Linked DNA regions of Homo sapiens: region 1 is linked to region 2. A link is a loop called in an ENCODE intact Hi-C map of the cell type or tissue named here. Cell type or tissue: Caco-2. All regions are shown on one strand. Links, peaks and the distances in the headings refer to the core of each region. The heading gives the core; the rest is flanking DNA.

Evidence for each region. Peaks named below come from ENCODE experiments on the same cell type or tissue, not always from the same donor. Only the 100,000 strongest peaks of a DNase experiment are listed, where the experiment ranks them.
Region 1: it touches region 2 in a loop (12-fold over the local background); 3 of 110 quality-filtered maps call a loop at or near these places.

Annotation. Positions count from the first base shown.
Region 1 is chr5:41,525,833-41,528,754 of GRCh38, reverse strand. No RefSeq gene overlaps it. Among named protein-coding and RNA genes, the nearest start is that of PLCXD3, 17 kb to the right of the region's middle. In Caco-2, for the core only: no CTCF peak of the experiment used is centred there; DNase peaks (open chromatin) are centred at 1,404, 1,904 and 2,624.
Region 2 is chr5:41,636,888-41,639,809 of GRCh38, reverse strand. No RefSeq gene overlaps it. Among named protein-coding and RNA genes, the nearest start is that of PLCXD3, 130 kb to the right of the region's middle. In Caco-2, for the core only: a CTCF peak has its summit at 1,706 (motif pointing right); DNase peaks (open chromatin) are centred at 989 and 2,219.

The sequences.
Region 1 (2,922 bases), core at 231-2,730, 110 kb after region 2:
CTGTTTTTAAGCCAGTATCATGCTGTTTTGATTACTATGGCTTTGTAGTATATTTTGAAATCAGATAGTGTAATGCATTTAGCTTTGTTTTCTTGTTCTTTTGTTTTATTTTGCTCAAGACTGCTTTAACTATTCACTTTTATGATGTTTATTGTCAGATTTTACTTGGCTTGTTTCTTTACTTCATTAGTTAATTGCTGCTACATACAAACCTCAAAACTCAATAACTTAAAACAACTCCTTATTTAATTCACAAATAAATGGATCAGCAATTTGGTCTGAATTCGTTTGTGTGGTTCTTGTTTCTTTTGGGCTCACTCAAGTATTTGTGATTAACTGCTAAGTCTGCAGCTCCAGGATGGCCTTGGTTATGACATTTTATCTCTACTTTATATGGTTTCTCATCCTTCTATTATTGGAAAGAGGTCCTGATCCAGACCTCAAGAGAGGGTCTTGGATCTCATGCAAGAAATAATTCAGGATGAGTCTACAGAGTAAAGTGAAAGCAAGTTTATTAAGAAAGTAAAGAAGCAAAACAATGGCTACTCCATAGGCAGAGCAGTGGCATGGTCTGCTCGACTGAGTATACTTATAGTTACTTCTTGATTATATGCTAAACAAGATGTATTAGTCTGTTTTCATGCTGCTGATAAAGACATACCCGAGACTGGGTAATTTATAAAGAAAAAGAGATTTAAGGGACTCACAGTTCCCTATGGCTGGGGAGGCCTCACAATCACTGCAAAAGGCGAAAGGCATGTCTTGAATGGCAGCAGACAAGAGATAATGGGAACAAAGCAAAAGGAGTTTCCATTTATAAAACCATCAGATCTTATGAGACGTATTCACTACCATAAGAACAGTATGGTGTAAACTGCCCTCATGATTCAATTATCTCCCACCTGGTCCCTCCCACAACACATGGGAATTATGGGAGGTTCAATTCAAGATGAGATTTGGGTGGGGACACAGTCAAACCATATCACAAGGGGTGAATAATTCATGAGTTTTCTCAGAAAGGAGTGGGCAGTTCCCAGAACTGAGGGTTCCTCCCTTTTTAGGCCAAATAAAGTAACTTCCTGACATTGCTATGGCATTTGTAAACTGTCATGACACTCGTGGGAGTGTCTTTTAGCATGTGAATGCATTATAGTTAGCATATAATGAGCAGTGAGGACGACCAGAGATCACTTTCATCACCATCTTGGTTTTGGTAGGTTTTGGCTGGCTTCTTTACCGCAAACTGTTTTATCAGCAAGGTCTTTGTGGCCTGTATCTTGAGCCAACCTCTATCTCATCCTGTGACTAAGAATGCCTAACTTCCTGGGAATGCAGCCAAGCAGGTCTCAGTCTTATTTTACCCAGCCCCTATTTAAGATGGAATCACTCTGGTTTGAGTGCCTCTGACACGTCAGCAGACTATTTTGGGACTGCTCACATGGTGCCTGGATATGGTTCAGAGACAGAGTTGGGTATGTGAAGAATCTTGTCTGAGAACTGGGGCACGATTACTCCCACTGCATTCTATTGACAAAAGTCACATTCCAGTCCAGATTGAAGAAGTGGACAATTGGCCACCTCTTGATGGATGGTTAAAAAAAAATTGCAAAACGTGTGGATGTGAAAAAGAGTTATATGGTCATTTTTACTATTATCTTTATATAAAGGGGATAATATGGCATGTGCTCTTTTGTGTCTTCTGGCGTTTTTTTCTGCTAACATAAAATTTTTGAGGGTTATCCATATTGTTAAGTCAGAGTGATTTAAAACAACAGAAATGTATTATCTCATGGTTCTAGGGACTGGAAGTCTGAAATCAAGGTGTTGGCAAGGCCATGCTCTCTCCATCGGCTCTAGGAGAGAATACTTCCTGTCCTCTTCTAGCTTTGGTGTGAAGACTAAACTCTGACCTTTTTTTCTTAATCTTATCTTGCTCAAATTCCTTCTTAAGGGGTTTGGTGAGCACGCCCTACAAACCCTAAAGTCTCATCAGAGGAGTTTTATTTAACCCTGTATAACATGTCCTACTTTCGAACCTGACTTTGGCATAACATCACACAACAAATAAGCAACCCCAAATATATTTTATTGTCTTATCTTGAAATTGGCCTGCAAAGTCGTCTCTTGTGGGAAAAACCTACATTCTGTAGAGAATCCCCTTTTCTCTTTTTTTTTTTCACTTTCCAGATCCAGGAGATAATCAGCTAAGAGCCAGGTGCCCTTTTATGTCTGATAAGAAACATTTTATAACCTATTTTCCCTGAAGTCTACTATGTTAAGGCTTCCTCTGCACAATAAAACTTTGACCTCCACAATCCCTTATCCTAACCCAAACATTTCTTTTCTATTGATCTCAGGCCTTTATATAAACTCAACCAATTGTCAAACAAAAAATGTTGAAATTTACCTTAGCCTGAAAGCCACCTCCTCAAGTTGTCTTGCCTTTTTGAACCAAACCAAAGTACATCTTAAATGTATTTGGTTGATGTTTCATGTCTCCCCAAAATGTATAAAACCCGGCTCTTCCCTAACCACTTTGGGCACACGCTCTTAGGATCTCCTGATGGCTGTGTCACAGGCCATAGTCATTCATATTTAGCTTAGAGTAAATCTCTTCAAATATTTTACAGAGTTTGACTCTTCGTTGACAGGTGTTTGCCAGCAACCTTTGGCATTCTTTGGCTTGCAGGTGTATCATCACTCCAGTCATATGACTTTTCTCCCTGCGTGTCTTCACATCATCTTCACTCTGTGTGTTTCTTTGGACATATTTCCCTTTTAGGACAGCAGTCATATTGGATTAAAGTCTATCCTAATGACCTCGTTTCTACTTGATGACCTCTGTAGTGATCCTATTTCCACATAAAGTGACATTCTGAGTTACCCAGGGTTAGGATTTTAACATATCTTTTTGGAAGGCTA
Region 2 (2,922 bases), core at 167-2,666:
AGTCCTGTTTGTATTGTGAGGATTAATTGCCTTAGTATCCAAAGGTACAGATAAAAATAAAAGCCATAAGTTTTGCATGCATCAGGATGCAAGCAGTTTTCTCACAAAGATCAATACCCTCCATAGAGGACTATTAATAGGAAAGTTCTGAGGACTTTCATCTACAAAGCAATCTGTGAGGCTAATCATAACCCTGAGCTGAGGTGCATTCCCAGTTTAACATAACCAATTAGAAGTCATGGAATAGAAGAATTAAATGGATTGAATTTGCTCATCATGCCATTCCTTACCTTTGGAGTGTGCTGGGCTCTCTGGAGGTTAGAAAGATATTCTTATAACAAAACCCCTCATTGAAATACCTTCAGAAAGGAAACAGGCCCACCTTTCCCATTTATGTGACAGTTGGGAAACATATACCACTTTACCAGTGGTCATCTCTCATAAAATGATGTCACTCTGGATATGACCTCTAGATTAGTGGTGTGTCAGGCAACTATTTTTCTTAAAACTCCAGTGAATAGCTCCTGAAAAAGGATTTCATACTGATAAAAAATAAGTGGACTAATGGTCCACTTACTGTATTTTATGAGTCAGATTTATGAAAACCCAGCTTTTGGGAAATTGGGTTGGTTAATTTTATGTATCAACTTGACTGGGTCATGGGGTGCCCAGACATTCAGTCAAATATTATTATTTAATTAATTTAAATAATTATTATTATGGGCGTGCTTTTGGATGAGATTAAGATTTAAATCTTAATTAAGTAGAGCACATTAAGTAAAGCAGATTACTCATCCCTAATGTGGATGGGCCTCATGTAGTCAGTTGAAGGCCTGAATAGAACAAAGAGCTGACCCTTTCCTGAGTAAGAGAGAATTCCTCGTGCCAAACTACCTTTGAACTGGGTCATTGGCTTTTTTCTATTTGAACTGAGACATCAGCTCTTCCTGGGACCGAAACTAAGCAAATAGATCTCTTGATACTTAGGCCTTTGAACTCAGACTGGATCTACAACATTAGCTCTTCTGGGTTCCCGGGTCTGACTTATCTTGCAGATCTTGGGACTTGTCAGTCTCCATAATTGTAAGAGCCAATTCTTTATAATAATCTTTTTCTTTCTGTATATACATTCTATTTGTTCTGTTTCTCTGGAGAATCTTGACTAATACAGCAATTAATCTGGTTTCCATTAAGATGGGTTAACCTCCTTTTAATCATATTTATATATTTCTGCCTTGAGTCCTAGATGAAGACATTTTCTGAATATTGTACAAGAAGAACGTTACTAATACGTTATCTATGGCCTCGGTCCTGATTGATACTCTTCCTTCAGATGTGCAGAAGCTCATGAAAAAAGCCACTGCATTTGAGGCGTCAGGGTGGAGAGTGTGAGGAAAGGGACTAAGTGTCTGTCTATTGTGCTAGGGCCTGAAAATGATCATCTGCCACTTGGGCTTTGTGGTAGGAATAGAAAAAGGAAAAGAAAGAGGAAGGGGAGAAGGAAGAATAAAGGAGGTAGAGGAGATGGGGGCCTAGGACGGTTTGTACTTGTTCAGAAGGGGAATTGGAAGTGGGGTTTAAGGCCTTCAGAAAGCTTCAAGAGCTGTTTCTCCCATGTTGCTGCCATATCTCTTTTCGACAATTTCCTTTTTACTCTCAGCCTTAGGGAGCCATTGTAGCCTGAAAATAGCCGTGAATGTTCAATTTCTGCGATGCCTGTTCCTCAACCTCTCACTAGGTGGCAGATATTAAATCAGGAAAGGCGAAAGACCTCTGCAAAAGATAATGTCTCTGGATTTTGACCTTTGTAATTTCAATAAGTTTCCTAGTTTCCAGGAGAGGAGACCTTAATCTATGGAACTCATCCACATCATAATCTCCTCACATATTCTGGGGTTATTTGAGTTGTTTTTTCCTCCTCAACCTTTACAAGGAGATCCCTCTCAAAACAAGCTCACAGTTATTAGTCCTGCCTACACACAACAAGCACCAAGCGTGAAAACAGCCTTAAACAACAACAACAACAAAAGATGTGCCTACATTATATCTTCACTCTTTCAAACAGGAAGAAGAGAAATGAGTTACAAGAGAATTTGCGTTTATCAGTCTGGAAACCGTGGTCTGTGGGCGGGGGCTACTGCTTCAGCCTTGCCTGACTATTCATCAACTGAGCAGGAAGCCGCTCTCAGGAGAGAGGCCTCAGCCTGCAGTGGCCTGAGGCTGAGTGGGCAGGGTGGAAGGCACAACAGGAACAGCAGGAAATCCCTTTTAAATTCTGGAGATTTGAGGCCGGGCACGGTGGCTCACGCTTGTAATCCCAGCACTTCAGAAGGCCAAAGGGGGCAGATTCCTTGAGGTCAGGAGTTTGAGGCCAGCCTGGCCAACATGAAGAAACCCCATCTCTATGAAAAATACGAAAATTAGCCCGGTGTGGTGGCATGTGCCTGTAATCCCAGCTACCCAGGAGGCTGAGGCAGGAGAATCTCTGGAACCCGGGAGGTAGAGGTTGAAGTGAGCCAAAATAGTGCCACTGCCCTCCAGCCTGGGTGACAGAGCAAGACTCCATCTCAAAAATAAGTAAATTCTGGAGATTTGAGTAAACATCTGTTAGCTGGCAATAAACAGTGGGATATCCAGTGGGGAGAATCTTCTTATCTTCATGCCAGTCTGTCGTTTTTCATACAGGGTCGCCTGCAGTGATATTCATAGTTATGAACAAAGGCTCACTCATGAATGAGTAAGAAAAAGCAGGCATCCTAGGTCATGGGAACCTGGCTTTCTTATGGAGTATGGTCTTTTCTAGCAATTCTCCATCCAAACTAATCCTTGCATGGCTTCCCGTTAATGTCCAGTATTGCTGTCTTTTTTCCCAGCCCTGGCCATTTCGTTCAGGGAGCTCTGGATAAAAAGATGCCCTAGGCT